Linked DNA regions of Homo sapiens: all the other regions are linked to region 1. The links are chromatin loops, found by intact Hi-C in ENCODE. Cell type or tissue: dorsolateral prefrontal cortex. All regions are shown on one strand. Links, peaks and the distances in the headings refer to the core of each region. The heading gives the core; the rest is flanking DNA.

What was found. Hi-C counts contacts between places; a loop is a spot of excess contacts. Peaks named below come from ENCODE experiments on the same cell type or tissue, not always from the same donor. Only the 100,000 strongest peaks of a DNase experiment are listed, where the experiment ranks them.
Region 2: a loop joins it to region 1, with 2.1 times the contacts of the local background. A loop is called at or near these places in 8 of 110 quality-filtered maps.
Region 3: it touches region 1 in a loop (2.4-fold over the local background); 14 of 110 quality-filtered maps call a loop at or near these places.

The regions. Positions count from the first base shown.
Region 1 is chr5:115,166,320-115,174,439 of GRCh38, reverse strand. TRIM36 (tripartite motif containing 36) reads left to right here and starts at 4,532. Exons shown (of 10, transcript NM_001300759.2): 1 at 4,532-4,832. The coding sequence starts at 4,806. RefSeq lists silencers at 4,117-4,536, 5,267-5,356. In dorsolateral prefrontal cortex, for the core only: no CTCF peak of the experiment used is centred there; DNase peaks (open chromatin) are centred at 3,729 and 4,459; H3K4me3 peaks cover 3,895 bases; H3K27ac peaks cover 2,000 bases.
Region 2 is chr5:115,094,580-115,102,699 of GRCh38, reverse strand. No RefSeq gene overlaps it. Among named protein-coding and RNA genes, the nearest start is that of TRIM36, 71 kb to the left of the region's middle. In dorsolateral prefrontal cortex, for the core only: CTCF peaks have their summits at 4,238 and 4,437 (motif pointing left); a DNase peak (open chromatin) is centred at 6,089; H3K27ac peaks cover 1,693 bases.
Region 3 is chr5:115,242,308-115,250,427 of GRCh38, reverse strand. All of the region lies in intron 2 of PGGT1B (protein geranylgeranyltransferase type I subunit beta), which reads left to right. Among named protein-coding and RNA genes, the nearest start is that of PGGT1B, 17 kb to the left of the region's middle. In dorsolateral prefrontal cortex, for the core only: CTCF peaks have their summits at 3,667 and 3,867 (motif pointing right); no DNase peak of the experiment used is centred there.

The DNA of each region.
Region 1 (8,120 bases), core at 2,011-7,010:
TGTGCCAATCTACTGGAAAACCCTGTAATTTACTTTATTTCTGTACTTTTTATTTTCTGTAAGTCCAGGTGCTCTCTTGATTTTATACCTATGGCTGCTTAATTATTAGGGGTTCCCAAAAGGGGGCAGAGTTTAGGGAATATGTGGCCATATTACCTTGTTTCTATTTCTTGTTTAGTATATACCAATAGAATGGTGGTACCCTGCCTGTCTGATCTCAGAGCAAACCAATTAATATGCACCATGGTCATTAGGACTTGACCCAGCCATGAATTTAATCTCTTGTTGGGTATTAGGAATCAATATGGAAAAAGACCAAGTCAGCTTATGGAGTAGTATATGATTTATAGGGTAAGGGGTTTATATTTTAAATATCAAGCAATGAACATTGATTGAGGCTCTGTTTTATCAAAGCCTGAATTGTGTGTGTTTGGAGAGGGGAATCTTGACCTTTTGGACTTCATGAAGTAGATGGATGTGAGAGAGCTCATGCCCCTGTGATAGAAGAGCAATTAAGTAATACCAGAAGTAGAAAAGTAGATATCACAATGAAGGCAAGAGTATTGAAGGTCTGTGGACTTAGGGGGATAAGAATAGGATAGGTTTTCTTGTTTTGCATTTTAACCCAGATTTTAAAATAAACTATTGAAAAAGGAGGTGCTAGGATACTCCAAACTGCGGAGGAATAGGCACCAAGGGACAGCATATACAATGTAAAATAGGGGAATAATGATTTTTTTAAAGTTCAGATATTTCATGCCATTCCTGCTAAAAAGCCTTCAAAAGCTGCTCAACATCTACAAAAGCATAGAGGCCTTCCATACTTTACCAGACTTATTTTGTTACCACAGGTTTACCACCCTCTAACTCCTGCTCTTCAACACATGCGTGCGCGCACACACACACACACACACACATTCAAATACACATGTCCACACACCCCCCACCCCCTTATGTTCCAATACCAAGCTGCCTGTGGTCCAGGACTGTAGCTTATTCTGCTCCTTGTGCAAATAGAGGCATGAGGACAGGGCTACACATATGGAAAATCATCTGTAAATACTCAACTTATAGGCTACTGTTGTAATCTAGGCATGCGGAGAGGGGGCTTAGAGTGGGCACAGGAATCAGCTGTGAGGATGAGAAAGAACAGAATCTGGTAACAAACTATGATTTAAGGCTGATCAGAGATAGACAGGGAAGAAGAAAGGAAGATAAAAAGCAAGCAAACAAAACCCACCAGGATTTTAACTTGAGGAACTGGGAAGGGTCTTGGTATCCTGGGAGGCTGGGATATTTCGATGCTGAAACAGAGAAGTTGATGACTTGACACAAAGCACGGCAGCCCAGGGAGACAGAAATGATCAGGGAACTGGGAAAGCAGTGGTTTAAAATGGCAGTTTTCGTATTTGTCTTCTTCCCCTCACCTTTTGTTTTTAAAAGTTTATGGATAGAAAGGATTTTTAACCTTAAAAAGTTTTAGAACTATAACATGTACATATAAGATGGAAAGATAATACAATGTGAGTGAAGAGTTAAATCTTGTATACCTAACTCCATCCCTTACTTCTCCACAATGGTTATCATATTTTGTGCTCTATTCCAGATGCTTATTTTTGTTTGCCTGTAATCAGATATACCTAGTTTTTTGGCCAGAGTGGCAGCATTCAGAATCCTTATGGTTTTGTACTTTTTTTTTTTTTTGAGACAGAGTCTCGCTCTGTCGCCAAGGCTGGAGTGCAGTGGCACGATCTTGGCTCACTGCAACCTCTGCCTCCCGGTTTCAAGTGATTCTCCTGCCTCAGCCTCCTGAGTAGCTGGGATTACAGGCGTGTGCCACCACGCCAGGCTAATTTTTGTATTTTTAGTAAAGGGGGGGTTTCACCATGTTGGCCAGGCTGGTCTCGAATTCCCGACCTCAGGTGATCCACCTGCCTCGGCCTCCCAAAGCGCTGGGATTACAGGTGTGGGCCACTGCACACATTATATTTTAGAAATCCTTTCTCATCAGTACATTGATTTTAACTGCTGCATAGTATTCCATGGTATGAATGTATATTATGCATGATGTTTAGTTATAAATAAGGTCTCAATAAGCTCTTTGTACATGTTTTTGTGCACACATGCAAGTATTACAGTAGGAACATTCTTAGATGTGGAATTGCTTAGTCAAAAGGTAAAAATATTTAAAATTTTTGATAGGATTTGTAAAATGTCCCTTGAGATAAGCTGTACCAACATACGATATCACAAAAAGGTTTGAGCAAAATAAGAGAGGCTTTGTAAATCTTGTATTTTTGATAGAGAAATAGGCAATGATACCATTACTTGGTGAATTATTAAACTTTGAACATATTTGAGGCACAAAAATATTCAAAAATTTTTACAAACACAAAATTAAAACAAGAAGACACTTATACTCTGAAAGAATTAGGCTTAGAAAGTCCTCAAATCTAGACTAATATAAGGTCTTAAACATCTCATGGGACCAAAACAAAAATACCACCAAATGATCTGTTTCAGAAGGATGAATAGATAGTTGCTCACACAACTAAAACCTGTGCTGGGGTGATAATGGTAAGGTTGTGCCCACTGCATAAGTATTTTTATTTTTTTGGAGACACAGTTTTGCCAAGTGTATTAACACTTGCCAAGTATATTAACATCATGTTTGAATTTTGTGGATCAGGTAGAAAATGATAGCTCAGTGAAGTCTGATTTGCAAAATGGAAGGCCATAGCAATGTATTTTCACCAAAATATTGTCTATACAGATTTTATCTTTAATTCCTGTTAATGGAGCCTTCTAATCACTTTTACTGTGTCAACTAATAAGTTTTGGATCAAAGCAGGTGTGCGGATGTGAAATTACAGCCCAAGGGGAATTATTTAGCTCAAAGGCCAGTATGAGAAAGACTTATAATGCTTTCTAATGGTTGAGCCTTTAAATATATGTATATATATATAGGCACCTAATTCACGCAGGCATTTGTTAGTCTCCTCCTGATTAGCACTTTTCAGAACCTGTGGGAAGGAAGCCTTCCCAAGTCTAGCACCTGCGGCCACGCAACGGGCATTAATCCGGATCAGAACAGCCCAGGCATTATTACCTGGCAAAGCTTTCGTCCTCTGTTCACCTCATCTGTAAATGGAGGGTATTCCATTAGAGAAAATTGCTATAGTCCCTCAGTGTTTTTAATTCTACACTCCTTATTTAGATGCCGGATTGGAGACGAGGCTACCGCTGCAGACAGGGCTGTGGGAAGACGACGGAACTTGCCACAGCGACAGACTTCTCCCAAACAGGAAATAAAAGTGGGAAGCATTTTAAAACCTAAACGAGATGTCTCGCTACAGCTCTGTAGTCCCTACTTACCCAGCAATTTAGGGCATCTGTTCTTAAAGCCTAATACATAGGAATGAATTGTTTAGCTAGCCAGAAAGGCAGTGCGTGATCTAATAATCCTAAATTAATTTGTTCTCCGTGTGTCCTGAAAACAACACCAGAAACACACTTGGGCCGTGGCAGGTGAAATGTGCGCCGCCAGTCCTTGAGCTGGCGCGCGCCTTAACGTTCAGCAGCACTCCCCGCGGGGGTGCGGGGGTGCCGGAGCCGCTCAGGACCCTCTGTCCTGGCCCTCAGGAAGGAAAGCGTAGGCCCGGGTGGCGGGGGGTCTCTCCCTTGCCGCGGCCTTTTAACTTCAGTCCCTGGCCAGCATCCGGGAGAGGAATCTCCACCCTGCAGGCGGTCCCCGCGCTACTGGGCAAGAACGTGCGGTGACATCGCGACTTGGGGGTATAGAAGCAGAAAGCGGGATATGACTGCTCGGTGCCCAGTCAGGGACTATTAAGTTCACCCAGCAAGTGAAGCCAGAAGAGAACTGGGACAAGCCGGGCGGGGCCAGGGAACCCCAGGCCGCGCCTGGCTAGGGACCGCGGAGAGGGCGGGCGGGGTCTCACTCTGGTCGCCTCGCGCAGCTCTGCCGTGCTCGCCGCGGCCATTCAGGGAAGGTGGCTTAGGCTCGCCCTCGCCCGCACCGTCCTGTGCCGAGCCTGGAAGCGGGGCTTCGAACCGCGAGTGAAGAAAGCGCAGTGAGAGCAAACTGAAGGGCGGAATGGCAGCGCAGGGCCAGGGGCCAGGGGCCAGGGCTGCAGCCGGCTGCTCTGCTGCAGCGGAGCCTCCCCGCCCCGGCGCCGCCCTCGGCACCCGCCCACCGCTCCCCGCTGCCCTCACTTCCGTTCCTCAGAGCCCCCCAGCCTGGCATAGGGCGACGGGCGACTACCCGGGTGGGAGGGAGGGGCTGATGCGTAGGGGGAAGGTGGCGGCGGAGGGCGCCGAGTCCCAACCGCGTGCCACACCCACGCCCAGCCGAGTCCCGCTCAGCCTACCACTCAGACACCCGGCCTACCAGCCCCAGGCGGCCCCGCCTCTTTTGTGCGACTGGCGCTGTTGCCTGGGCAACGACCAGGCCACGCCCTGTCCACGCCCCGCGGTGCCCCGCCCAGGTCTCTGCGCGGCGCCGTTCCCAGCCGCAGTCCGCAGGAGCCGCTGCTGCAGCCGGCAGCTGGGCGGGATTCCCGGGGTAGTCGCTGGGAGCAAAGCTCGCTTCTCCCGCGCCTGTGCTTTTGCCTGCCCCGGCTTACTTCTCCCCGCGTCGGTCCGCTGGCCACGTACAGCTGACCAGCTCATCTTCCAGCTTCGGACCGAGGCTCCACGGCCGCCGCAGGGACCCGCCCACCAGACCCTGCGCTCGGTAGCCGGTGTGAGTGGAACGTGCCGCTGATGACACCTGGCAGAAGGCAGCCATGGAGGGCGATGGCTCAGATTCGCCGGTGAGTGCGGAGGGGACCGCCGCCCCCACCTCGAGGGCGGTGTGCCGACCGCGGCTCTTTCTCTTTCCTCCGCCGGGAGCCCGGAGGGAGCCTCCTCCCGGGAGAGCAAAGGCAGGCGTGTGGGGATCCCGCTTCCTCTTCGCCTTCTCCCGCCCGGGGCTAGGTTCCGCAATCCGGGGCGTCCCCTTTCTATCCCCGAGAGCCGGACGTGGGGTCCCCTGGGCCGGAGAAGAGCGCAAATCCGATGGTTGCCCACCTGAGCACCTCGGGGGAATCATGGAGGGTCTCTCTAATGGAGCTCAGGCTGTAGAATTAATTAGCGTTTGGGAGTCGGGTGCGGGCAGAAAGCTGGGGCGCGTCCCTCGCGCTTGCGGGGCCGCCCTTTGTCTAGGCGTCTTGACCCCCGCGGGCCCGGCCGGCTGCCGCCGCCTGGGCCAGAGGCTCCTCCCCGGCTTCGCCTGCCCGCGGGGGGCGGGCCGGGGCCCCGGCAGCTGTCAGCCTACAAGTGTTTTTGTTTAAAGGTGTCGAATGTGCAATTCTTCCGAAGTTTCTCGAGGAACTGCTTAATTGAGGGAGCCGCCACATCACACTTAATCAGTTTGTTTCTCCCTCAATGACAGATGAACTAAATTTTCTCTTGGGTAAGAAATACTTTATGTCCATTGTGATTAAAAAGTCAGATTCAAGACACTGCTTTATGTACAAGAAAATGGAAATGATTTTAGATCCTCCCCCAGTGACAAGTAAACCTGAACTGACCATATTTATACATAAAATGGAATGTAAGAACCTATTTTGGATATCCCGGACAAGATTTTCTTTTGAATTAGGTGCCAAACCCTTTGTGAAATGAGATAGGATGTGAATATTCTGTATTCTTTGATGTGAATTGTGAGGTTTAGTTATCTTATTTCCAAATCTGTGAACAGTTGGGAGGTGATATGGCTCTTCATCACATATTTGAGTGATGCAGCAAGAGACTGCATCGAAACACCCACTGACAATGATAAAACCAGTTGGCTCTAATGCAGTTAAATTGTCAGAGATTATTGAAGCACTTGGTGTCACTTTAGGGAGAATAGGTTAGCATACATTTTAAAATTTCATTACATTTAGTTAAGTCAATTTTAATTTTCTGTGTATTTCTAGTAGCTGAAATGATTGTACAAGGTTATAAGTACTTTGAAGTTGGGCTGTCTTTAAAATTGCAGGGATGCTGACTATAGGATTCATAGATATGAAGTCTGGGATACATGGAAAAAACTACGTAGAGAAATGATGGGGAAACTGGTATGAGGTCATCAAACTTTTTTAGTTGTGATGAGTCTAAAATGCTTCTCACTTAAAATAATGAAAGGCTGTAGTATTGAGAGCAGTTGTAGTGGTGCTTATACACCTTTTTAAAGGGTCCCCTACATTCTTTTAATATTCTGTTATGGTTAGGCTTTGTGTCCACACCCAAATCTCATCTTGAATTGTAATCCCCAGGTGTTGAGGGAGAGACCTGGTGGGAGGTGATTGGATCGTGGGAGTGGTTTCCCCCATGCTGTTTTCGTGATAGTGAATTCTCCCAATATCTGATGGTTTTATAAGGCAGTATTCTCTGTTCTTACTCCCTCTCGCCTGCTGCCATGTAAAACGTGCTTGCTTCCCTTCCTGCCATATTTGTAAGTTTCCTGAGGCCTCTCCAGCCATGCAGAACTGTGAGTCAATTAAATCTCTTTTCTTTATAAATTAGCCACTCTTGGGTATTTCTTTATAACACTGTGAAAAGGGACTAACACAGAGAATTGGTACCAAGGTAGTGGGCACTGCTGTAAAGATACCCAACAATGTGGAAGTGACTTTGGAACTGAATAACAGGCAGAGATTGGAACAGTTTGGAGGGCTCAGAAGAAGACAGGAAGATGTGGGAAAGTTTGGAACTTCCTAGAGACTTGTTGAATGGTTTTGACCAAAATTCTGCTAGTGGTATGGACAAAGAAGTGCAGGCCAAGGTGGTCTCAGATGGAGATGAGGAACTTGTCGGAAACTGGAGTGAAGGTGACTCTTGCTATGCTTTAGCAAAGAGACTGGCAGTGTTTTGCCCCTGTCCTAGAGATTTGTGAAGCTTTGAACTTGAGAGAGATGAAGCGGAGCGTAAAAGTTTGGAAAATTTGCAGCCTTACCATGGAGTAGAAAGGAAAAACCTATTTTCTGGGGAGGGATTCAAGCTAGCTGCAGAAATTTGCTTAAGTAAAAAAGACTCAAATGTTAATTGCCAAGACTATGGGTAAAATGTCTCCAGGACATGTCAGAGATCTTGGCAGCAGTCCCTCCGTTTGGCAGGGCCAAACAGGTGCATTAATGAAGAGAGCCCCATCACAGGCCTGGAGGCCTAGGAGAGAAAAATGTTTTAGTGGAGTGGGCCCAGGGCCCTGCTGCTGTGTGCAGCCTCGGTATCACAGGATCCTTAGGGTGTCGCTTCACCAGCCAGAAACCTCTGTGGCAAGTGTTGCCTTTGCCCAAGTTTTGCTCAGGCCCACTGGGCTTGTTCTGCCCACTTGACCCAGCAGGCTGTGCTTGGTTTTCACTACTGGCCCAGATCCCACGGCTGCCAACGGCAAGCCAGGTGCAGAGCAGCAAGGGGTGCATGAGTGAGCGAGCGCGGGGTACAGTGTGCACAGCCAGGCATGGTGGCTGTGGCGGGGCAGGCAGGTCCAGGTGCCAGTATGGGCGCCGGCTCCTTGCTGTGGCTGGAACAGGTGTACCACAAGTGGCTCCCACTACAAGCACTGTGGAACATGGTGGCACCCAGAAACTTGGAGATGCCGGCAACTGCAGAGCCACAAAGAGGATGTCACAGCCCTGGCTTGGGGAGCTCCTAAGTCCAGGCTCCCTGAAGGGCTGCAGCTCTTCTCTCCTCTCTTGTCTCCTCATCGTCACCCACAACATGGCGAGCAGCAGGGTGTATTTGACACAGTTTGTGTTACAGCTTGTTTGGTCCTGCCATTTGGCAGGTCCAGAGTTCCTGTACTGTGTCCAGGAAGAATGAGCTACATGGACAACTGGAGGGTGAACAAGGTGCTTTATTGAGCAAAAGAGTAGCTCTCAGGAGACCTGTCATGGGTAGCTGCTTTCTGCAGGCAGTTCCTCCCGACAACTGCAGCTCTCAGCAGAGAAGAGACCCGGAGTGGGTACCTCCTCTCTGCAGGCAGGTCATTTTGTCGAGTGTGCAGTCCTCAGTGGAGAGGAGACCCAAGTGGGTAGCTCTTACCTGCAGGCAGGTCGTCCTATCATCTGCCAGAG
Region 2 (8,120 bases), core at 2,081-7,080, 72 kb after region 1:
TTCCTGCCCTTGAACATTGGACTCCAAGTTCTTCAGTTTTGGGACTCGAACTGGCTTCTTTGCTCCTCAGCTTGCAGATGGCCTATTGTTGGACCTTGTGATCCTGTTAGTTAATACTATGTAATAAACTCCCCTTTATATCTATATATCTATCCTATTAGTTTTGTCCCTGTAGAGAACCCTGACTGATACACCCAGTGACCCAACAATTGTACTCAAATGTATATGTCGTGGGGAATTTCATACTATATTATTTAGAAATGTATTTGTAGGTACAAAAAATATTTGAAAAGCCCCATTACCATAAAAGTCAAAATAGTGTGACTGGGCACGGTGGCGCATGCCTGTAGTCCCAGCTACTCAGGAGGCTGAGGCAGGAGAATCGCTTGAACCCGAGAGGCAAAGGTTGCGGTGAGCTGAGATGGCGCCATTGCACTCCAGCCTGGGCAACAAGAACAAAACTCCATCTCAAAAAAAAAAAAAAAAAAGAAAAGAAAAGAAAAGTCAAAATATTGTTATTTCTAGGGATGAGAAAGAAAGCTGTGTCTGGGAAGCAACTAACTGGGGAGTATCTTCTGAGATGCTGGTAATTTCTTAATCTGGGTGATGATTATACGAGTGTTCACTGTAATTTATTCCTTAAAGTATGTATTTGTTTTTGTGTGTTTTCATATTTGTAATATTTCATAAAAAATAGCTAATGCAATAGACTTTTATTTTATTTTATTTTATTTTATTTTATTTTATTTTATTTTTTTCTGAGATGGAGTCTTGCTCTGTCACCCAGGCTGGAGTGCAATGGCACGATCTCAGCTCACTGCAACCTCTGCCTCCCGGGTTGAAGCGATTCTCCTGCTTCAGCCTCCCAAGTACCTGGGATACAGGTGCCTGCCACCATGCCGGGCTAATTTTTGTATTTTTAGTAGAGATGGGGTTTCACCATGTTGGCCAGGCTGGTCTTGAACTCCTGACCTTGTGATGTGCCTGCCTCGGCCTCACAAAGTACTGTGATTACAGGCATGAGCCACTGTGCCTGGCCACTTGATTTTATTTTTATATGCTTATTCTGGAGCATAAGTGAGAGGAAGGTGCCTATGGGACTTTGGAAAGATAATATGGCAACCGTTCTCACTGGGACTATATGTGCACATGTGACATTGGTAACCACGGGGCTGTTCATTGTACCAGGACATCCTGGTAGTGGCTTAGGCAATAAAGACACCTGGGTTCAGTTTCTCCCTTTTTTCCCTTTACTACTATATAACATGGGAAACCTAGAATTAGGCAGTTTCCCCAACTGTGAAATAGGGCTCAGATGAGCCACCTCATAGGACTGTAGTGATTAAATGAGGACTAAAATCAGATAACGCATGAAAGGCATTTTTACCACCAGGGCCTCAGTCTGCACCTGTAGTGCTTTTGTGTGAATTAGAGAGGCACCTCCTCCTGCAAGACACTGCTGGGCTTGAAGGTACACAGCTTGGAAAACAGACAAAGCCACTGTCAATTTAAAAAGGTACACCTTCCAGGCAGAGGCAATAAGTGGGTTTTGGGTCCCTGTCTCATTCTGCTGAGCTGAGTACTGCTGTGGTAAATTGCAGAACCATGTAGCAGCCTTGACATTAGGCATATAGTAAATGTTTAATGTAATTGCCATGATATGGATCCAAATTCCTATCCACTCAAAAGATGAGCTATATACTAGGAAGCAGATGAGCTTAAAATATACAGAGCCTCAATTTTTCCTGTTGGAGAAGTTTAACTTTTTGTACCAGCCTGAGGAATCATTTTCTGTTGATTCTGTTGTGTTTTTAAATACAACTTGACTGGAAAGAACAGTTTACTCATCTTCAAAACAGGAGTTGAGCTGGAACTACAGTTTATGTAACTTGCTGGCAGGAAGCCCAAGGATGCTTCAGGGTAGCAAAACAAAATGACTGGGAAGCGGGGTGGGGTGTGGCTGCTGCTGAATGGGTGAGGCCAGAGGTCTCCTCTCTCACCCGCTCCAGCTAAGAACATTACCTTTTAAGTTTTTTTTTAAATTTGAGATTCTGTGTGAGAGTTCATTTGAAGATGAAATTTCACTAGACCCTGCTTTCGGAAGTCCCTGTGCTCTAGCATTCTCTGTCTCTTAAGACTTCTGGATGACAGCATAATATAGAGATTAACATGTGAGTTTTGGTGTCAGACTCTGTTCTACTCACTTATCCATTCAACTGAAATGACCTTGAGCAAGTTATTGCTTCACGGAATTTACGTTGCTGTGAAGGTAAAATGAGTAATACGTTTAGCAGAAAAATAAGTGCTCTGGTATTGATGCAAAAACAGACACATAAACCAATGGAACAAATAGAGAGCCCAGAAATAAAGCTGCATCCCTACTACCAACTAATCTTCAACAAAGTTGACAAAACAAGTAATGAGAAAAAGACTCCCTATTCTATAAATGGTGCTGGGATAACTGGCTAGCCATGTGCAGAAGATTGAAGCTGGACCCCCTCCTTACACTATATACAAAAATCCACTAAAGATGGATTAAATACTTAAATATAAAACCAAAAACTATAAAAACGCTGGATGATAACCTGGGAAATACCATTCCGGACAATGGCCCTGGCAAAGAATTCATGACAAAGATGACAGAAGCAATTGCAACAAAACCAAAGATTGACAAATGGACCTAATTAAACTAAAGAGTTTCTGCACAGCAAAAGAAACTATTAACAGAGTAAATAAACAGACTACCTACAGAATGGGAGAAAGCATTTGTGAAATATGCATCTGACAAAGGTCTAATATCCAGAATCTATGTGGAACTTAAACAAATTAAGAAAAAAAACCATTAAAAAGTGGACAAAGGACATGAACAAAAGATACACGTGGCCAATAAGCATATGAAAAAATGCTCAACATGACTAATCATTAGGGAAACGCAAATTGAAACCACAATGAGATACCATTTCATACCAGCCATTTTTAATAACGGCTATTATTAAAAAGTAAAAAAAAAATAACAGATGCTAGTAAAGTTACAGAGAAAAGGGATCACTTACAAACTGCTGGTGGGAATGGTTCAACCATTATGGAAAGCAGTGTGGGCTATTCTTCAAAGTACTTGGAACTACCATTTACTGCTAATGGAATTACCATTAGCAGTTCCATCACTGGGTATATACCCAAAGGAATACAAATCGTTCTACCGTAAAGACACACACACACCTATGTTCATCACAGCACTATTCACAATAGCAAAGACATGGAATCAACCTGAATGCCCATCAATGGTAGACTGGATAAAGAAATTGTGATACATATATGCCATGGAATACTGCACAGCCATAGAAAACAGTAAGATCATGTCCTTTGCAGCAACATGGATGGAGCTGGATGCGATTATTGTAAGTGAATTTAGGAACGGAAAACCAAATACTACATGTTCTCACTTATAAGTGGGAGCTAAACATTGAGTACACATGGACACTAAGAAGGGACAACAGGCACCAGGGCCTACTTGAGGGTGGAGGGTGGGAGGATAGAGGATAAAAAAACTACCACTGGGTCCTGTGCCTACTACCTGAGTGACTAAATAATCTGTGCACCAAATCTCCATGACACACAATTTATCTATATAACAAACCTGCACGTGTACCCCTGAACCTATAATAAAAGTTTTTAGAAAAAGAAAAACAAATGCTCAAAAAATGTTAATTTTGAGAAGTGGACAAATCCCTCTATCATAAACTATGACTTTCCATAAACCTCATAGTTACTCTCCCAAGACAGTTTTCCCAAAGAGCAATCTGACTTTGTTGAGTGGTTTGTTAGGTAACCTGTATATATGCAATTTTAGATATGAGAGAGAGCCTTTAACTCTGGAAAAATATACAGTATTTCCCAAGCATTTGGGTAGTAGAAAGACTGTTTTCATGCTTTTCCCTAATGAAACTTAATTAACAAATTTTCCATCCTCCCTCATTCCCTACCACTGAATTAGTCTATGTCTAATCAAGTCTAGAAATGTCAAGGAAATTACCTCTCCCTTTTTAAATTCAGCATCTGGGTGAAATTAACTCTTGAAAAAAAATAGTTTTGATTTGATGGCTGGTTGATAGGCAATGACAACAGAGGCTATGAGAGTTTTGGGCTCTGCTTACAGAATCATTCACATGGAAAATGACAAGCTGTAACTGCCCAGGTAAAAATCAGAATTCAGCAACTACTGTTGAGAGTTTTCAAAAATAACTGGAGAGCAAGTTTTCCACAGCCCCCAAGTGAATTTCGGATGGCATTTTATTTTATGTCCTCTTTGGATTCTTTAACTGAGAAATCCCCTAGTTAGGAGGAAAAAAGCAACAACAAAAATGTGTTAGGCATGTGCAAGTGGAGAGTAGATTCTAAGTGAGGATATTGCCCCCTAGTGCTGAAATGTAGCCCAACCAGGAGCACCCCCACAAAGCACAGCTGAATATGGTTATGCAAAAGTCTCAAATTATTCATCTGATTTGACTTATTTGTGGATGCTCAAAAGAATTAACATATTAGACAGTGTTAGGCAATCTGCAGCTAACAATAACTCTTGCCCGTTTGAGTACCAGTTGGAAAACTTCCAGGGACTGTGATCTTATGTAAGTATAAGGTAGAGGTGATGACACTTTTAGAAGTAGCAGCTCATTTTGGTGAAGAGTTTTGGTTCATGAAGATTTTCTTTCACATTTGTGGTAAGTGGTTAATAATTTTACTGTTTGAATCTTGCCAATAGGATTTACAGCCAGTTGTCTTTCATGAAAGATAAGCTTGTTATACTTTTTATATAACTTGTATTAAGTATTGCTAGTATTAAATTCTGTATACAACGTCAGGATATTGAATTCAGTTTTTTAAATTTGGCCAACATGTGAGTTTGTCTTAGGTATCAGGCAAATGGCTTATTTGGGTTTTGTTGTCAGGGAGAGAAAGTTAAAATGGCTTCTTCATCTCACAACCTGTGTTGGTCAGGGGCCAACCAGGAGACAAAAACCACACAGTAATTTGAAAAGGAAAAGCTAAAGTATTAACTATGACCAAGGATTCGAATAACAGGGAATTGGCTGGTAAGAAGTAAAGAGAATGTTAAAGAATACAGAAATAGCAGTTACAGGGAATAGCCACTGTCCCTGGCACTGACAGAGAGCACCAACAAAGGTGCAAATTTCAAAAAAACATCCCCAAACCCCACCACCTCTACCGCCTGTCAGGTCTCCTGGCTGAGATCCAGACCTCAATGGAGAGGGTATGGGTGTGGCCATGGTGCTAAGATGCCAGGATGGTGACACTCCTTAGAAATGCTAAGGGAGGCTGGGTGCTGTGTCTCATGCCTGTAATCCCAGCACTTTCTGAGGCCAAGGTGGGTGGACCACTTGAGGTCAGGAGTTCAAGACTAGCCTGGCCAAAATGGCAAAACCTTGTCTCTACTAAAAGTACAAAAATTAGGCCGGGCACAGTGGCTCATGCCTGTAATCCCAGCACTTTGGGAGGCCAAGACAGGTGGATCATGAGGTCAGGAGTTCGAGACCAGCCTGACCAACATGGTGAAACCCCGTCTCTACTAAAAAAATACAAAAATTAGCCAGGCATGGTGGCGTGCGCCTGTAATCACAGCTATTCAGGAGTCTGAGGCAGGAGAATCGCTCAAACCTGTGGGGCAGAAGTTGCAGTGAGCTGAGATCGTGCCACTACGCTCCAGCCTGGGCGACAGAGCAAGACTCTGTCTCAAAAAAAAAAAAAAAAAAAAAAGAACTGAAAGTACAAAAATTAGCTGAGCATGTTGGCAGGCGCCTGTGATTCCAGCTACTCAGGAGGCCGAGGCAGGAGAGTTGCTTGAACCCGGGAGGTGGAGGTTGCAGTGAGCTGAAATTGTGCCACTTCACTCCAGCCTAAGTGACAGAGCGAGGCTCCATCTCAAAAAAAAAAAGAGAAGATTAAAAAAAAAAGAAAAAAAAGAAATGCTAAGGGAGCTGTTCAGAGGGAGGTATTATGCCTTAGGGCCAAAGTGGGTGTCAGAGAAAGCTGCCTACAGGGAACTGCTATAGACTGTGTGCTGCCAGTTGCCTGCTGCCACATGCTGTACGAGCCAAGAGTGGTGGAAGCTGCGTGCTTCAGAAGCCTACTGAGAGGAGCACACCAGAATCTGAAAAGCCATGCTTTTCCCTCCTCCTGTGTTCCTTCCATGTGCTCTACTGACAAAGCTTAACAATGTGCCAGCTGGCAAAAGGAAGATACAGGTTCTTTCTCTTTTATTATGGAGCAGGCAATGAAGAATGGATTTGAACCCCAGTCAATAAATGAATAACTGTACAGGATATTTTAAATATTTTTCAGTATTGGAAACATGCCTTTTTTTTTTTTTTTTTTTTTTTTTTTGAGACAGGGGCTTGCTCTGTTGCCGAGGCTAGAGTGCAGTGGCGTGATCATGACTCATTGCAGCCTCGATCTCCTAGGCTCAAGCCATTCTTCCGCTTAAGCCTCCTGAGTAGCTGGGGCTGCAGGGATGCACCACCAAGCCCAGCTAATTTTTATAGTTTTTGCAGAGATGGGGTTGTGCCATTTTTCCCAGGCTATTCTTTTCTAATGCAAGCACTTAACGCTATAAATTTCTCTAAGCACTGCTTTAGCTACATCCCACACATTTTAACATGTTGAGTTTGATTTTCACTCAGTTAAAAATGTTTTCTAATTTTCCTTGTAATTTCTTTTTACCCATGTGCTACTTAGAAGTGATTTCCTTAATTACCAACTACTTGAAGATTTTCCAGTATCTTTCTTTTATTGTTTCTAGTTTATTTCTGTTGTGATAAGAGAATAGACTCTATATGACTTTACTCTTATGTATACTGAGACTTGTTTTATCATGCTGAATATGATTTATCTTGATGAATGTTTCATGTTCATTTAAAAAGAATGTTGCTGGGTGAAGTGTACTACAAATTTCAACTAGGTCAGGTTAGTTGATGGTGTTCACATCCTTATATCCTTGCTGAGTTTTTATCTACTTATTCTGTGAATTACTGAGAGGGGAGCATTGAAATCTTCAAGTTATGATTTGGATTAGCTTATTTTTCCTTCCAATATTCTCAGCACTATGCAACCTCAGAAAATGCAAGTTCTGATTCAGGAGGTTTAGGGTAGATTCTAATAGTCTGCATTTCCAACAAGCTCCTTGGTAATGCTGTGCTGTTGCTGATTCCCTTATTACATTTTGAGTAGCAACATTCAAATCTACTACTTTACAATTTCCTTGATGAGAAGAACTGCTTGGTTATTAAAATACAAATTATTGGGCCTCATTGCAGGCAGGCCAAATCAGCATTTCCAGGGAAGGGCCCTGGAAAGCTGGATGTCCGATCAATATCTGTCAATTTATATCAGGTAAGTTTTGGGTGGGTGGGAAAATTGAGCGCGTAGGGGGATAACTATCAGCTTAGTTCTTACAAGTTTAGTTATTTTCTTGATCATTCAGCTACCAGCTTTCCTTTGGCACAGAAATATTCTCGGTTAAGCACACATTTTCTTTGTTTGCTTTGGATATTCTAAAATTCGTCTATTTTTCTGTGATGTATTTGTGTAGACCATGAAGGTAGGTAGGCAAGGCCAAACTTAACTTAGGTTTAGTCTGCCCATCTGAAATTTGGAGTCCAAACAATTCTCCTTTTGCTCTAATAGTGTATGTAATTGTGACACGAGTCAGAGAAATCCAAATGCCCACACCAGCAGTTGTCAAAGTACAGTCCTTAGAGGCTGGTTGGGCTACTGGGGAAACCAGGATGCATGAGGCCCAATCGACTTTAAAACTGCTTTTGTCTCTGGCAAATAATGAGTGTCCCTGTAAGATTTTAATTGAATAGGCTCTTCTACTAAAACCAGATACCAACAAAAATAACAATAGGTATAACTTTTAAGACCTGTGCCCTAGCTGATTAAAATACAATTTCTGATGAACCTCCCATTCTCTCTCATGTCCACACAAGATTAGAATGTAAGGCAGGCACCAGGAGAAACTCTTGAGATACAGGTTCTTTGGTGATGCTCAGTGGCATTTGGTCTATTTTCCAAGCTCCCGACTCCCTTACTATAAATCATGGAAA
Region 3 (8,120 bases), core at 1,342-6,341, 77 kb before region 1:
CCTCTCAGTGCTTATTGTGTATCAGTAGTTGTTAGACTATTAAATCACCTGCCCCTTCTCCAACTTTTTTCTCTTCCTCTTTTATATATTTTCACATTTAGCCTAGGACCTCATCTGGCTCTTCAAATATTTTCTAATTCATAAAGCATTTGCAAACTGGTAGAATATGCTTTCTGCAACTCATAGGTCTGTATTTGTCCTACTTTGAGATACCACATAAAATCTAGGGAATTATAACATCTAGAAATGTTAAACAAAACCTGGGGATTATAAAGCAAAAATTTGATAGATTTGACTAAATAAATATTTAAATACTTTATGTAGTAAAAGATAAATAAGTGATGAATTTGCAGAAAATTATGGCTTGTATAATATTAACATCGACTATAAAGAATTGTTAAAGATTCAGAAGAAAAAGATACATTGTCCTTTAGAAAATGACAAAATTTATTAAGTAGTTAACAAAAGAAGTACAGATACATAAAAAGATGATTAACCTTACTAGAAATCAGGGAAATTCAGTCAAAACAATGTTACAAAATAAATGTTCATCAAAAGTGAAAGTTACATAAACTATGGCCCAGTAAAGAATATTATGCAGTAAATAAGGTAGAGCTCTATATATATACTGACATGAAACTGTCTGTCATATATATTAGATATGAGTTTTAAATTTCTTTTCAAAGAATCAATATGTCAGTATGTTCAATTTTTTGCCTTCTACTTTTAAACTTAACTTCCTCGTAAAGCAACCTTTTTCAATCGCCTGCCCCACCCTGACTCATTCTGATTACCTGCTCCACCCTGACTCATTCCAATTACCTGCTCCTCCCTGACTCATTCCGATTACCTGCTCCACCCTGACTCATTCTGATCTACCCTGACTCCCACCAAACCACTCACCTTGTCTCTCTCTTTAAATTAGCCAGTTGGAATTAGTTTAGCCTGTTTGGTCTAACCCTAGCCAATAGGGGAACAACACAGCAGCAGGGGCCACCCGCGTCAGGGATGAGAACCCCTTCCCCTCCCTTGTCCAAGTGTGTGCTCACCATTGCTCCATCTGTAAGGGCACATCCTTCTATAGAAGTAAATTGCCATGCTGAGAAGAAAAAAGAAAATTTTATATTTGAGTGCTATTTCTTTTGTGGCACCGAAACTTTACTTATAATATATATGATTAAATGATAAATTTAAAACATATACAGAGGTGCTTTAACAATCTATATAAATGTGCAGGAAAAACTCAGAAAGGATACATAGAAAATCTTTGTGGAGGGGGAAGTAGATGGGAACAGAGGTGGGGGGATGGCAAGATAAGATACTTTACTGTTTTTCTATATATCTGAATTGTTTGAATGTTTACCATAAGTAAATATGTTTCTGTATTTAAAGTTTTAAACTAGAAAAATACTTAGCTTAACCTCTCTTCAAAACATACAAAAATAAAAACTAAAAGTTCATAGCTATACGTAAATACTGATATTTTTGCTAATGGAAGAAATAATGCAATACATTATTTACTATTTTATAATTTTCAAAGCACTGCCAAATACATAATCAGATAGATTTATTCTTCACCTAATTGGCCTGTCCCAAGAAGAGGAAACTGAGACGCAAAGTGATTCAGAGACCTGTCTGAAACCTCACACAAATGATAAGAGATAGAATCGGATTGACATCTGGCACTTCTGACTCCAGGTTTCAATGTTGTTTTACTGTTTAAGTATATGAGTGGAGACAATCACGTTTGGCATATAAGGACATTGTGAATATTTAATTAAAATTAACCCTGGCCTCCACTTAACTCCAGGATTATAAAGACCCTAGTGGTTTCCTAGTAATAAGTGTATGGTGAGACCACTGGAGGATCGGGTCCTTCTCATTAACTTCAGGAGGGAAGTATTCGGGAAACACAATGGGTCAGGTTGGGAATTGTGTGTGCCCTTCTTTGAGGGCACAACCAGAGAATTTTAGACTTAGAACAGAGTGAGGACTATTACAGTCCATCATTTTACAAATGAGGACATTAAGGTTCAAAGAGATTAATAATTTGTCCACAGTAATACAGCTAGTTAATGCTAGAGACAAGATTAGAATGCAGTTTTCTAGTCCTTTGGATATTTTACTTATATGTGCTGATTCAGTGCAATAGGTGCTCTGTTTACCATGCATGTTTTTCTGTGAGGTACAGATTTTTCTCATGGGAACTCAGAGACTGTCTTATAGCTTTACAGGAAAATCTAGTATCTGTTCCTTAATAGATCCCATAAATTATTAGGATTAAGTGTTTGGAAACATAGATAAGAAGATTTAATATTAAAGGGTAAAATGTTTAATGCTTTCATTTTTTTAGTGGATTCTTCAGATGGCTCACTTTTTAAAAAATAACATGGGGGAAGTAAGTATGGTTTCATGTGGCTAAGTCAAGCGTGTTGCATATTTTAAAAATTATAAGTCATCTGTTTTGGAAATATTATAGATCAAGACATTTTGACAAAAATGGTTTTACAATGTTCATTTATATATCCAGCATTCCCAGGTCAGATGTCTGGTAGACCATTCCACAGACCTTTTCACAGTTCAGCTGCAATTCTGAATTCTCAATTTGCTATCTTGTTGAGGGAAATATTATTAAGTCTCTAATCTCTGTGAAAGAATATCTCCTGTCTGCCTTTTCTTTAATTGGTGTAGGTCCAATTCTAAAACAAATGTGTGAAATGTGGAAAATAGGTATATTTAAAATTTTTTTTTTAGCTATTGAATGTTTCATTTACCTTGTTTCATTACTTTCTTGACATCCTTAAGGAGTTGTGTAAGGCATGTCTTCTTACTAGGAAATTGTGTTTCTTGAGATTTATGTGGAATTATTTCTCTATCCATAAAATATAAATGTTCATTTTAAAATCAGAAAGTAGCCACATTCCTCACTTGAATTCTGTTTGCTTAGGGCAAAAACTTTTAAAATGAGGATTAGAAAGTTAAGAAGTTAAGAACATGAGCAAATCAGTTTTGAAATATATTTAAGAAGCATAATCATCATTAATAGTATGGTGATATTTTGGCCCAAGAGCTGTCCTTTATTATACCTAAATATAATTTTGAATGCAATTTTATATTTCACAATACAGTTTATTGCTTTTTATGAAAAGCAACTCCCCTGATTAAAATAAACCTCTTTAAACTCTCAAACTTTTATATTCCATAAGTTTATAACCGTTTTTTAAAGAATATCTAAATGTACTATCTTTCAATGCTTGACATATAGTTGGTTTTATGAGCTTAATAGTAAAACACTAAGTTTTAAAGTGACATATGACTCAGTCATCAGGCAAGAGTCAGCTTAATAAATTTTCATGTACAAACGTGCAAATAAATGAATTATTCTTCCTTATAGTTGATAACTATAGATACATTATATTTTCTAATAACACACTTCCTGCATACTTACACATAAACACACACACATATTACATCCATGTACATACTCCCATTTTTGCTGCCTTTCTCATCTACCCAGTTTTCATTTTTCTTCAGTAACCTCAATTTTTATGATATAGTGCTATCTAAAGTACTTATGTTAAACAGCATAAACAAGTTTGACTCTATAGTTCTACAAAAGTATATTTACCAAATCAGTAGTTCTTGATTCTGACTATGTGTCAAACCGGGATTGTTTTTCTTTTTAAATACAATTTTCCAGGCCCTATCCTCATGCTTTTTAACAGGCATGGGAGGGGAGATGCAAGAGGCATCTCTGTTTTTTCAAAATAGGCAATTGATTCTGATGGGCAGCCAGACCACACAAAGAATTTTCAGTTTGTTTTGCAACTGTTAAATAGGAACACTAGATGGTGCTGTTTGATAACCTGGAAAGAAATTTATACTGTACCCAGAGTATGCATTCAGCGATAAATTTACAATGAATTGTGTGTGTATACTTTCTTAATTATCATGAAAAGGTATGCTTACTAGAATTCCAAAGGAAAGCACACAAGAGCAGACAAATATTGACAGAAACCGCAAAAGAGTACCTAATAAATATTTTTAAGTGGTGAATTTTTTTTTTTTTTTTGAAATGGAGTATCATTCTGTCACCCAGGATGGAGTGCAGTGGCGCAATCTTGGCTCACTGCAACCTCCACCTCCCGGGTTCAAGCAATTCTTCTGCCTCAGCCTCCCAAGTAGCTGGGACTAAAGGTGTGCTCCACCACACCCGGCTAATTTTAGTACTTTTAGTAGAGATGGGGTAGAATTCTCCATGTTGGTCAGGCTGGTCTCGAACTCCTGACCTCAGGTGATCCACCCACCTCGGCCTCCCAAAGTGCTAGGATGACAGGCTTGAGCCACCGCGCCCGGCCTAAGTGGTGAAAAATTAAGTGGTGAAAATGTTACCTCCTAATGAGCATCATTTTTTAAAACATTAGGATTTAAGTGTGTGACTGATAACTCAATTTAGTAAATGAGTAATTTTCTTGATTTCTTAGTTACTTCATCATAGCTTTTCATAAGAAACAGGAGAATTCTCTTACTGTAGAATAAAGTATAAACTTTAGAATAAACTTCTTTATCCAGTTTCATAGTCCACAGGTGATTAAGAAGAAGGCAAAAAATACTACATTGTCTTTTCCCTATACTGTGACCGTGGTGCTTAAGATCCAAACACTTTTTTCATGACAGTATACAGTCTTTCTGGAAAAAAAAAGAAAAACATTTTTACTTTAAAAAAGCTTTCCTTGATAAATTGCAACAAAAGCTATTCATTTCTTCCTGTTTCACTTTTGATAAAATACAATTAACTGATTTTGAATGGTTACTGTTTATTAAGCCTTGTTTCACTTTGCTAAGTACAATCTAAACATGTCCTTTAACCTTTACAAGAAGCCTGAAGTATATTACTTGCAATATGTTATTGTTACTAGTTCAAAAATGGAAGAAACTGGCTCAGAGAGGTTGTTACTTGCCTATAGAACTCATTGATAGGAAGAATAGGATCCTGAGTTTGATTCCAAGTGTCCATGCCATAATCTCCTAACCTTATATGGTACTTTTAAGTATTGATATTTCTGCTGCTTTTCAGAAAAGTTATTTATTTAATCAGGCTAAAAACAGAAGTGAACAAACAGAAATGTCATTTACTGATTCACCTCTAAGAAGATGAATAAATTCATTTATTTCACTCAGAAGCAGATATTTTATTGAGCCACTACTATATGTCTGCCTCTATGTAAAACACCTGACAGAATTGTTTAAGTTGGTGGGGTACTCAACAAAGGTGTCCAGTTGCAAGTATAAATGCAGAACTGACAGATGGTATCAGAGCTGTCTTCCATCAAAAGTAGAAATGGGATCACATTTTTATGGAGGACTGTTAGCAGATTAGTAACTTGAAAGGATACCCTTTAAAAAAGACAATCCCAAGAACAAAAAGAGAAAAAAAAAGATTTAAAAATGTTTTAATCATATAGGAAAATACGCCTTTTGATACTGCCCCTCATCCAACTAGAGAAGGATTAAAAGAAGTGATGATAAAAGGATAGGCTGGGTGCGGTGGGCTCCTGCCTGTAATCCCAGTACTTTGGGAGGCCAAGACAGGCAGATCACTTGAGGTCAGGAATTCGAGACCAGCCTGGCCAACACGATGAAACCCCGTCTCTACTAAAAATACAAAAATTAGCTGGGCGTGGTAGCTCATGCCTGTAGTCCTAGCTATTTGGGAGGCTGAGGCAGGAGAATTGCTTGTGCCTGCGAGGCAAGGTTGCAGTGAGCCGAGATCATGCCCCTGCAGTCCAGCCTGGGCAACAGAGCAAGACTCTGTCTCAAAAATAAAAAGGATAAATGAATTCATAACTTGGTAAGAGAAAGATAACTTTTTATTTTTTTTTTAAGTATAGCATTATGTACAATTTGGAATATGGGGGGTGTGTTAGGTAGAATCCTTTTTTTTTTTTTTTTTTTTTTTTTGTGAGACAGAGTCTCGCTCTGTTGCCCAGGCTGGAGTGCAGTGGCCCGATCTTAGCTCACTGCAAGCTCCGCCTCCCGGGTTCATGCCATTTTCCTGCCTCAGCCTCCCGAGTAGCTGGGACTACAGGCGCCCGCCACCGCGCCCAGCTAATTTTTTGTATTTTTAGTAGAGACGGGGTTTCACTGTGTTAGCCAGGATGGTCTTGATCTCCTGACCTCGTGATCCGCCCGTCTCGGCCTCCCAAAGTGCTGGGATTACAGGCATGAGCCACCGCGCCCAACCTGTGTTAGGTAGAATTCTAAAGATGTTGCCCCAGGATTTCTGTTCCCTGTTAATTCAGTCAAATACTAATCTGGGTACTGCTGTGAAGGGACTGTGTAGATGGGAGTTAAAGTTATACTAATCAACTGACCTTAAAATGTGGAGCTTATCCATAGGTGACATGTGTACAGGTGGGCTCAGTATAATCACATGAACAGCAGACGAACACAGAAACGTTCGTCATGGAATTGCAGAGAAAGGGAGCAGAAGAGAGAAGAGAAGGTAGAGAGGGTCTAATGGAAAAGATTTGAGTGCCGTTGCCACTCTGAGATATGGGGCCCATATATGAGAAATGGCAAGAGAGGATCTAGGAGCAAAAAGGGATACCTACCAGCAAAGAAATGGAGAACTCAGTCACACAACTGCAAGGAAGTTGATTCTGCCAGCATCCTGAATGAGCTTGGAGGCAGATTGTTCCCCCAAAGCCTCCAAGTAAGGAAGGTAGCCCTGCCTACACCTTAACTTTAGCCTGATGATGCCTGTGTTAGACTTCTGACCTTACAAACAGTAAGGCAGTAGGTGTTTTAAGTTGCCAAGTTTGTGGTAATATGTTATGGCAACAGTGACTAATACAGAGAACAAATTTCAGCCTTATTCATATCATCTCACACCATTCATATTATTTTGTTTATTCCCTTCCAGTCTTTGTTGATATGTGCCATTTGCTTAATTATAAACATAAAAATGCACATTTATTTTTGGATCCTACTTTTTTGCTTAACTTGATCAAATACATTTCTCTGTGTTGCTACATAGTTCTACTGATTATTATTTTTAATAGGAATATAGCGTTTCTTTCAGTACATGAGGCATGATATGCTTAACCTGCTGGACTTTTATGGTGCTTCTAGATTTTCACTATTATTAAACTGCAGTGTGCATTTCTTCTCATACTTGAAATTATTGGAATTGATTCTCAGATATATCATGACTAGGTCAAAAGGTTATGAGTGTTTTTATAACTTCTGTTATATATTGGCAAGTTTTAAGTAGCTTACCAATTTAAAAGTCCTTAGGATAAGAGAACCATAATTTGACTGGGTCAAAAGGATATGAGTGTTTTTATAACTTCTGTTATATATTGGCAAGTTTTAAGTAGCTTACCAATTTAAAAGTCCTTAGGATAAGAGAACCATAATCACTGAAATCATAATCACCATTAGTATCTTTTTTTTTTTTCAAGACAGTTTGACTCTGTCGCCCAGGCTGGAGTGCAGTGGCACGATTTTGGCTCATTGCAACCTCCACCTCCCGGGTTCAAGCAATTCTCTTGCCTCAGCTTCCCCAGTAGCTGGGATTACAGGCAGGTGCCACTACACCCATCTAAGTTTTGTATTATTAGTATAGATGTGGTTTTACCATGTTGACCAGGCTGGTCTGGAACTCCTGACCTCAGGTGATCCGCCCTCCTCTGCCTCCTCCCCAAGTGCTGGGATTATAGGCGTGAGCTACCACACCTGGCTGCTAGTATCTTTTTAAAATACATTTTTCGCCAGTAGGGAGATGATAATTGGTGGAGAGTTTAAATTTAGTGGTTCCTAATTTGTTCAAAGAATTAATGTATAAGCTACTATTTTAAGTTTTTTGGGGGGATAAGAAGCTGAAAAAATATAGTACCTAATGCAGAAGTAGGAGAGTGAAAACAGTTAATAATGAAGTTAGTCATACACTAGTCATAATCTCTTATGAAGGTAGTTCTTCATATCAGAGACTATTTTTAGACCAACTCGATTTTTTTTTATCAGCGGTGCATTTACAGTCTGCTGATACTGCATTGTTATTTTCTGCATCTATCATACTGATTTTCTAATAGCTATTAAAACCATAATTGTTGTAT